2 separate regions of the Mus musculus genome follow, and region 1 is linked to region 2. The links are chromatin contacts, found by Hi-C or POLR2A ChIA-PET in ENCODE. All regions are on one chromosome and are shown on one strand. The core of a region is the stretch at or near the end of the contact, and the rest is flanking DNA. Distances in the headings are between cores, read along the strand shown. Region 1 holds the start of Fnta (farnesyltransferase, CAAX box, alpha). Region 2 holds the start of Hgsnat (heparan-alpha-glucosaminide N-acetyltransferase).

Region 1 (5,020 bases), core at 1,957-4,456, 39 kb after region 2:
CTCTTTGCTTATCTTTTTCCCCTGAGATGGGTGATCATGTCTCGTGACCAGACACAGTCTGCTTGTTGCTTTGCTGGGCATCAAATCCAGGAGCACTGCATATAGCAGGCAAGTGCTCTACCAGAGCTACAGTCCTACCCAAAGATTATTTGCTTACATTTTGCATATGGCTTATTTATTTTTGTTTCAGAACATCAATTTATTTTTATGTTCATTAAGGTATGAGGTATAACAACAAGATATAAGTATGCTTTTATCTAAACCCATAGCCAACAGAACAAAGCCTTTGAAGTCACACACTCAGGCCCATATCTACTGCGGCCTACTTTCAGTATCTAAGAGGCTTATGACCCGTCTTCTTTCTGTACTAGGACAGTTAATGAACTGTTCAGTACTACATTTTCATATTTGATATACAGCAACCCGCATACCATTGTTCTAATTGTTCTTCCTTTAAAAACACTTGTTACCATGACTTCATAATCAGTAAATGCATCAATAAATTATTTTGGCAAAAAGAAATGATCTTAGAAAACAAAGCATTAACTGGGAGTAAAAAATTTACACATGCAAACATACAAACACATAAAATTCCAAAAATAACACTACATCTATTTACCCTTGCTGAGAAGAACAATCAACATCTGTATGACCTCCTAGTTACAGAAGAGTTCACATTCATGGTAAGAAAAGGCTACTTTGTTAAAGAAAACATCACTGCATACATTTTAACCGAGGCGTGCACTACACAGCTAAAATACATTTTAAAATGATGGTACTTGAACAACTAAAGCTTATTTTAGACAAAACAGTAATCCATCTGTTATACTTTAAATGCAAATTAAAAGCACAATGATACAATAGCTAGTATGTATTATAATGTAACATTCATTGCTTTGACTATCTCCATCTCCTAAATAAAATACAAAGACAAATAAATGACAAAGAAGATATTAACTCAGCAAAGTAATTCAGGTTCTTAGTAAACAAAAATCTCTCACTTTTCTTATTATATGGTTGTAAATTTCAACTTTGTTAGCTATTTTCCTAATAAATGTAAACTTACACTTTTCACTGTAGATGATCTGGACCACTGGGTTAGGGCCGTCATTCTGGGGCACTGGGTCTATATCAGCCCATTCTGCTCTGTCCCTGAAAACAGACATGTTCCCCATGATTATATGCAAACATGTTAGACGAAAAACAATTCTGGTGCTTTTTTGTTTTTTGTTTCTGTTTGTTTTTAATTGGTAATAATCATTCAATCAAATGGAGATCTTAATGGTTGGACATACACAAGGCACACACACACATACAGTAAAATACTTTTCTTTCTTTCTTTTTTTTTTTTTTTTTTTTTTTTTTTTTGGTTTTTCGAAAACAAGGTTTTCTCTGTGTAGCCTTGGAACTTGCTCTGTGGACCAGGCTGGTTTTGAACTCACAAAAGATCCACCTGCCCCTGCCTCCCGAGTGCTGGGACTAAAGGTATGCACCACCACCAACTGGCTGAAAACGCCTATTTTTAAAAAATAAAAGTTAATAAATCAACAATTTCAAATTTATGGTGTGGCAAAATGTGGTCTTCTAGAAAGTATCCAAGGTTTAACTTAAAAATTAGCCTCCCCCATTTACTTAGTAAGATTCTGGAGTTAGTATTTTTTTTTTAAACATGCATTTTAGTAGGAACTAACCTTTTAAACTCAAATTAGGACTGGGGATGTATCTCAGGAGGTAGAACACAGGCGCAAAGTCCTACATGTGATACTTCAACACTCCCCCCAAAGTCCAAGGAAGCATTATGAGTTATTGTCACTACAGAGGGACTTGTTAGGCAGAGGGAGGGCCTGGCATGTGGAGATGCCTGCCTAGCATGAGGGAGAGAAGGCTCTGGAATCTGACAGTTGCCTAAGCCAGAATATTAGCTTTACAACTTCCTGTGTGAAGTCATTAATCTGCCTGGATGTTGGTTTCTTCATTTATAAGATGAAGATAATGTTACCAGTCAACTTTGGAAGGCAACTTTGAGAAGGAATAATTTTGAGTACTTAAAACCTGCATAGCATACTGTATGCATGCTAACAATCCAGGGAACAGTCTCAAAACAACAGTATGACTGCAACAACTGGCACTTCTGGAGACTTCCATGAACTGCTCAGTGTGGCCAGCCTTGACTTACATTCTTTTCTTCTTCTCTATACTAATCAGTTACTGACAGCAGACATTTGTGGTACGCAGTTAACCTTGAAATTGCATCCCTTATGTAAGAATATGGGGAAAAGAATGACCTGCTAATTTTATATATATATATATATATACATATGTATGTATATATGTATATATATATATCCTATAGTTTGGAGAGAGGCACGGCAAACACGGTCATTTAGTTCTTCGGAAATCAGCCATCCGAAGAACATAATTCATAAATCAGAGGAAAGTTCTGAAGCTATGGGACCCCACAACCAATCTCAAGTCATCCAACTGCAGAAACCTCTATAATGCCTTTCACTCATTCCTGAAAGCCTGGCAAATGAGTCACCTAAAGGGTTTAGGTAGAACTACAAAAAACAGTAAGTACTTTTTGACAAGGAACTAGGGGACATGGAAAGGAAGACAGAAGGGATGTGCACAGTGGCCAAGATGAAGGAAAGGCAGGAAAGTTCTCTCCAGGCAGCAGAAGGCACGCAAAGGCCCGACAGTGTTTGTAAAGAGCAGATCTGGCCGCTTAAGTGACATTATCCCATAGCGAGCTGTCAAAAGGGCGCCTTTCGGATGATGCACGGCTCTCAGCAGGGCAGCACTGCGGGACCACGGAAGTGTCACCGCACCCTAGCTTCAGAAGAGCGCCGCCGCAGCCTGCGGCCACCCGGGGCTGCGCGGCGCGGACTCGGAGGGCGCCCCCGTCCGCCGAGCTGCGTCGTCGTCGCTCGCACTCAGCCCCGGGCCTCTGGCGCCGCGGCCCGCAGGAGGGCGTTACCTGTACAAGACATAGGTGGGCGAGTCCAGGCTCAGAAACCCGTCGTCCATAGGGGACGCCGCCGCTTCCCCGGCCTCAGCCGCCATCTCTTCTTCCTGCGGCTGCTGTGCTGGCGGCGGCGGAGGCGGGGGCGGCGGCTGCTCCGGCTGTCCCGGCTCGCCGCCTGCCGCAGATTCCCCGACCCCCTCGGTGGCCGCCATCTCGCCTCCGTCCGCAGCAGAGGTGGTGGTGGAGGCCCCGCCCCCTCCGCGGCCCGCCCCGCCCCCGGCGAGGCCCACTTCCGGTTCCTCGGGTCCTACCATAGAGGCGTGGGGTAGAGGGCCCGGCCCGGAGGCCTGGCCTGAATACCTACTGTCCTCGCTGCTGTGTTTCCAGGGCCCCCTTCCCGAATGCAGGTTTTCAGAGGCCTTTAGGTGCTAATTGGCAAGCAGTGTTATTAGTTGTTGTTTCCTTTGTTGGGTAACTTTTCTGTTTCCTTGCTTTTGTTTCTTTTTCAACGCTTAGGATGGAACCGGAAGACTTGCACATGCTAGGCATGTGCTCTACCACTGAGTTACATCTCCAGTCCCCAGCGGCCCCCTTCTTTTGGACCATCTTAGGAGTGTGAAGAATTGCAAACGGTGCACAGCCAGCCACCTCTTTCCCCCCTCAGGCTTCCACTTTAACCTTAAAAGGGTCTTTACATTCTTTCACACTTTACATGTTTTTCAGTGCTAGGCGTTTATATAATCCTATAATAAAATAGCAGCATTTTATTAATCCGGGGGGTGTCTTTGGAATTAAATTTGGATCTGTGCAGAACTCCTTTCTAAATATAGAGAATAGATATATTCAATTAACAAATATTTACTATACAATAGGCACCAGGTTCATTCGCAGCAGCGCAAAGACCATAGTGTCTGGTCACCATATATTCTAGGGAAGGTTCTTAAATCAGAACCGATTGAGGCAAAGTGGGAATAAAAGAGACAAATGTCTTTATAAGCATACTGTCCTTTAATTAGAAAAAAATCCAAGGATGGTCATGGGCCTTGGAGGTTTTATAGGGTAGAAAAGGGACTTTTGGGATTCCAACAGAGGTCGGTATGTGATCTTAGCTGAAGTTTCCCCACATCCTAATAGCCCACAGGTGTTATCAGTCAAACCAACTTTTCTGTGCTGAGTTTCTCAGTGCAGCTGTGCTAGTGATCAAACCCAGGATTTAGAAATGCTAGTATTGGCTGGGCAGTGGTGGCACATGCCTGTAATCCCAGCACTTAGGCAGAGGGGCAGAGGCAGAGGCGCAGAGGCAGAGGCAGAGGGGCAGAGGCAGAGGGGCAGAGGCAGAGGGGCAGAGGCAGAGGCAGAGGCAGAGGGGCAGAGGCAGAGGCAGAGGGGCAGAGGCAGAGGCAGGTGGATATATTATTTACTCATTACCTTGTGGTTTGTGTGTGTGTGTGTGTGTGAGAGAGAGAGAGAGAGAGAGAGAGAGAGAGAGAGAGAGAGAGAGAGAGAGAGAGAGAGAGAGAGAGAGAGAGAGAGAGAGAGAGAGAGAGAGAGAGACTGAGACTTACCTGCCAGAAGGGAGCCCACCTTTGGGGGAACTTAAAAGAAATTCCCTTTGTTCTCTGGATTCTCCCTTAAGACCTTCCATAGGTTGGGAACTAGGGTGGAATGGATTTGTATTTTCCAGTGCAGATGAAAGTTCTGTTTATTCGAAATGTATTCGGTAAGTGTCCACAACAAAGGAGCTCTTCCCCTCACTCAGTCCGTATCTAACAGGATCCAGCAGGCACACAGGAGTCCGAGGGAGAGGGGTCTCAGCAGCCGGGACTCTGAGATGACTAGGGGGAGGCTATCCTGTCCTGACTGCATTTTACTTTGCTTAGACAGTTCTCAGCCCCCTACCCTCCTCCCTCTAATGGTCACATCTGCCTTGACAATATGTTTGGGATTTCTATGGCCTAGATGTATCAGTCAAAGTAATTAGTAAACTGAAATAACTAGAAATGTCAAAAATAATTGACATGTTATATCTAAAATAATTACTATGCTCTGCCAGGA
Region 2 (4,414 bases), core at 251-2,750:
TACATATCCTGTGAGTTTTGGAATATTCGTTTAACGGCTTTCCTAAACCTAGGTATTCTTAGGGGTTTTGTTTGCTTGTTTATTTGTTTGATCTGTCATAATTTTCTTTTTCATTCCTCCTGTTAATTTTTTAAAATGTGTTTGGGTGCCTGGCCTGCATGTATGTATGTATGTATGTATGTATGTATGCATACCACATGAGTGCCTGGTACCCAAAGAAGCCAGAAGATGGCATCAGAACCCCTAGAACTTGAGTCATATGTGGTTGTGCCCTGACATGGGTAGGTGGTATCAAAGGGCAGCCAATTCTCTTAAGCTGGAGTCATCTATCCAGGCTACCTACCGTTCATTCTTGACAGTCTTCCTTTTCCAGTGAGAGTAACTCCCTGTGCAACTACTCTTCACCCTATACAACAGCATCCTTTCCTGGACAGAATGGCTGGATTTCTACTTCTTAGTCTTTAGTAGTATGTTTTACGCTTAGATTTGCCATGTGGGTTTTAGGCTCAGAAAGAGCTTGACATTGTTACTATATAATTTGGGAGCATGTAGAGTCCCTCAGGCCTAGCTGAACGTCAGAATTGCCCCCCCAGGAAGCTTCAAATAAGAGCAGCAGTGAAAAGTTCAAACACCCTGGCCAGACCCCAAACTCAGCAGGATTTTCTTTTAACTCTCTCCTCCCAAGGACGGGTTGTAATTGCAAATTGTAACTCACACCGTTCTTCGTGCTTTTTGCATTGTTTCAATGTCTTTTTTAAAGTTTGGAAGCTGAAGGGGTGTTCAACACAGGCACCACATTCCAATTTCTATACAGAAAAGGGGATGAGATGGATAGGAAAAAGGCAGGTGACATACCTTGCCAGGTGACAGGCCCTATCCCAAACAATGCATAAAGGTAAGGGGTGGGGGTTTGGGGTAGAAGTGGGTGTTCACTTGCCTCAGTCCTCGACCCAAACTATCCTCTCGATAGGAGTTTGTGAAATGGAGTTGCGGGACCCTATGAACCTTCAGACCTGAGTCAAGAGAAGTCCCAGAATTCCTATTTTTTCACCCTTCCCCCTGGTGAATTCGGAGACGGACAGAGCACCCAGCCCCAAGGTCCTTCAACTGAACCTGGGAAGCCAGACCCGGGTCGCGGCTCCTGCGACGCCGGCACTGCGGTCCACCCCAGCGTGGACCGGGCGCGACGCTCAAGTCCTGCGCCCCGCGGGCCGTGGGGAGGTCCGGGGCAGGCCCACGCACGGTCCCCGCTACCCCTAGCCGTGGGGGCCGCTCGCTCACCTGGCTCCGCCCGGCGGCCGGGGGCCAGCAGCGTGGCGCTCAGCACCGACCCGGCCAGCAGCAGCGCTGCCAGCGCCGGGCCCGCGCCCATGCCTCCCACAGCCTCTCTCCGGGAGTTGCGCTCTGTCCCCGCAGCCGAGCTGCGCTCTTCTGCCCGGCGCCTGCGCGAGCTCGACCCGCCCGTCATCGCCCGCTCCCGTGGCGTCACCGCTCCTGTCCCGCAGGGGATGGCGGGGAGAGGGCGGGGCCGCTCCCTCCTAGGCACGCCCCGCGGAAGCTTCCTAAGCCCCGCCCAGCTGGGAAAGCATGCGTCCAGCTAGTGTCCACCATAGGAGGGCAGCCAGGCTGTTTTCTACCCTCTGCACAGTGTTTCTGTCCCATCGGGAGAAAACCGCAAAAGAGTGGTCTTTGCTTTCCCAGTCATCCACTCCCTCACCATTCCCTGAACGTTCTAAATTCTTGCATCTTAGCCTTTCAACGTACAGATACGTGTTACTCACCTTCTAGGAGAGTCCTTAGTAAAAATGACTACAGAGCTTCCCCCTTACACGCACAAACTCTGGGCGTTCACTACCTAGAGTGAATGATACACCCCTTAAAAGGTCTCCTGTTTCTGGCCTTGCACAGGTTGCTGCCAGTCTGTGGAAGTTTAAGGTGTCCAGGGATGAGGACCTTATAAACCACACTGCTGTCTGTATTCCGGGAGAAACCATCACACGCGAAAGAGGGCAGGCATGATGTTTGTAATAAAATTGTAGTTGCAAAATCGTGTGGGCAATCTGAATGGCCGTCAACGAGACAGCATCGCGCCATGCAGCAGTGGAAATGAACAACAGATCTTCCCATTTCCACCTGTGAGAGGCTTCCATAGGATGATGAAGGGGAAACTGGTTGCACTTAGCTTTGTAATGAGTTTATTTACTTTTTTTGATGGACTCATTTACAAATTCAACTATGCAAAGAAACATACCAGCAACCTCATTTAAAGAATCACATTCTTTTGTTACTAAACACAACAGTGGTCAAAATTATAACGTATAGAATGGATCCCAAGATTTAATGGAAAAAAGAAAAAACAAAACAAAACACCCTGTGCTGAAAAGTTTCAGGTTCCAATGTCACTGAATCCAGTTCTGAACATGTTTCTTAATATTTCTTTGTAATGGATCCCCAGACTGGAGCACAACTGCCTTAGTGAAAGACCCATTCATGTTCTATAATCAGCATATAAAATGTAGCACCCACCAAAACTAAAACAAAGGCCTAAATCCATCAAAACCCATAGTTCTGGGAAAGTCTCTAAAGATAATAACCTTGGTTTTGGCTTTTGGCTAACTGTTCTTTTTAACTAGAGTATTGCAACACAGGGTATAGTGTTGTGCTAAAGAGTTCACCAGCTAATAAGGACTTCCTATTGGCTTAAACCCATATCCAAGTAGTCTTCTCTGGTGGACTCCCCCACAATATGTTAGAAATATGTTCTGGGTCACAAAGAAAGAGACCATCACTGCACCCGAAGTGTCTGGACAAGGCAAACTACTTTCCTCTCGATCAAGGGTGTGCTCTGTGTGTCACACTTAAACACAGCGAGATAGAAATGAATCTGGTTTTTATTATAGCTCAGGGAGTGGCTAGAGCCCGACTTCACAATCTTATCCATTTAGCTAGTCTGAAAAAGACTGGCCCACAGGAAATGAAGGAGGAAGAGGAAAGGTCTCGCTGTACTCAAGAAAAAAGAGTCACTGCTCCAGGCTGTTAAATTCCTAAAATAAGTGCAGTGGGCCTTTATGGAATCCAAAGGGTTTACTGGGTAGGGAGGATTAAAACATTCTCATAAAAGTCTTACAAGGTGGGGGAGATTAAATTTTTTTTTTAAATTCCCTGTCCTAAACATGTTTTGTATTGATAGAAAAGATTCATATTTGATATTTCTTACAAATGGAAAGATAAATGCTATATTCAAGCAATGATTAGGAGGGAGAGAGCAAAATGTCATGCCAGTGTCCTGGCGGGCTCCAACTGGCAGCGTCCTTGTTAGGCTGGGTAGTAAAGAGGTATACGGGTACACCCTGCATCATTCTAACATGCTTCATTTGAACTACTTGATAATTCTAGAGTCCCAATACAAAGGCAGTATGACTGATGTCAACCTGGAAGATCAAGGTGCCAAGTATTTGACAGAGGCTAACTGGTGCTAAGAGGCAAGGATTTGATGGGCCCAAAACTCCGGGCTGCTCCAGCACACGGTGAGTGTCTCTGCACTACTGCCTCTGGTGTTACAGCCTCAGACACAAGAAAGGCTTCTCTCAAGTGGATTCTTCTTGCTCACTGTGCAGAGCAGCCAACCAACCAGAGTTGTGGCTGCCTCCCCTCCGAAGAATCAAGAAGCAACTGAGAGCCTTTCAAGAGTGACCAAAGAAAGAAAGGACAGAGATGAGAAGACAGAACAGAGAATTTTAAACAGATAAAAAGTTTTAAGGAACCACAGGGAAAAAAAATCTGCAGACCCTGGATGCCAGCAAAGTCTAAGAAAGCATTGAGGATTTCAGTGAAATCCAAGAGTTCCAGTTCCCATGCTGAGAGCTTTCATACCAACCTCTGGAGGGGGTTGCTGGTAGGGTTAAGAGTGCTGTACCTGAGGATTGTATCACAGGAGGAGGAGGAGGAGGGAGGAGGAGAAGGAGCCTATGGCTGCCTCCTGCTGCTCCTCCATGCTGCCCAAACACTTGGGGGGAAATTAAAAGTGAGGTGATAGCATCGCTTGCCGAGCTCCCCCTGCCACAAGCTCTGCCCAGAGAGAAGAGAAGAGCTCTCAGCTTCTAGTGTGAAAGGAGGGAAGGTAGGTGGGTTACACAGCAGGGCTCAGGAGGCGGCTCCCAGTGAGGGACTGTAGGAAGGTGTGGCTGCTCACAAGTGTGGCCAGAGGATCACTGCATATCCACACTTGAATCTCACACTCGGTCAAGCAGTACTCAGACAAAAAAAAAAAAAAAAAAGAAAGAAAGAAAGAAAGATCAAATACTAAAATGGAAAAAAATTGCTAAGGAACCTTTGCAAATCCATGGAGTTTGTGATTACTATAGTAGGAATGATTAGATGTCTTTAATTACACTTACAGAGGAAAAAAATAGAT

The links. Hi-C counts contacts between places; a loop is a spot of excess contacts on that map. ChIA-PET counts read pairs that join two places held with the same protein, here RNA polymerase II (POLR2A).
Region 1: a map of heart shows a loop between it and region 2 (7-fold over the local background). The contact joins the promoter of Fnta here to the promoter of Hgsnat in region 2. A Hi-C loop is called at or near these places in 3 of 37 maps with a recorded cell type or tissue (heart, left cerebral cortex and regulatory T cell). POLR2A ChIA-PET finds 5 or more read pairs at or near these places in 1 of 5 experiments (Patski).

What each region holds. Positions count from the first base shown.
Region 1 is chr8:26,012,404-26,017,423 of GRCm38, forward strand. It overlaps Fnta (farnesyltransferase, CAAX box, alpha), which reads right to left and starts at 3,207. Exons shown (of 9, transcript NM_008033.4): 1 at 2,978-3,207; 2 at 1,067-1,152. The coding sequence starts at 3,177.
Region 2 is chr8:25,975,244-25,979,657 of GRCm38, forward strand. It overlaps Hgsnat (heparan-alpha-glucosaminide N-acetyltransferase), which reads right to left and starts at 1,501. Exons shown (of 18, transcript NM_029884.1): 1 at 1,282-1,501. The coding sequence starts at 1,468.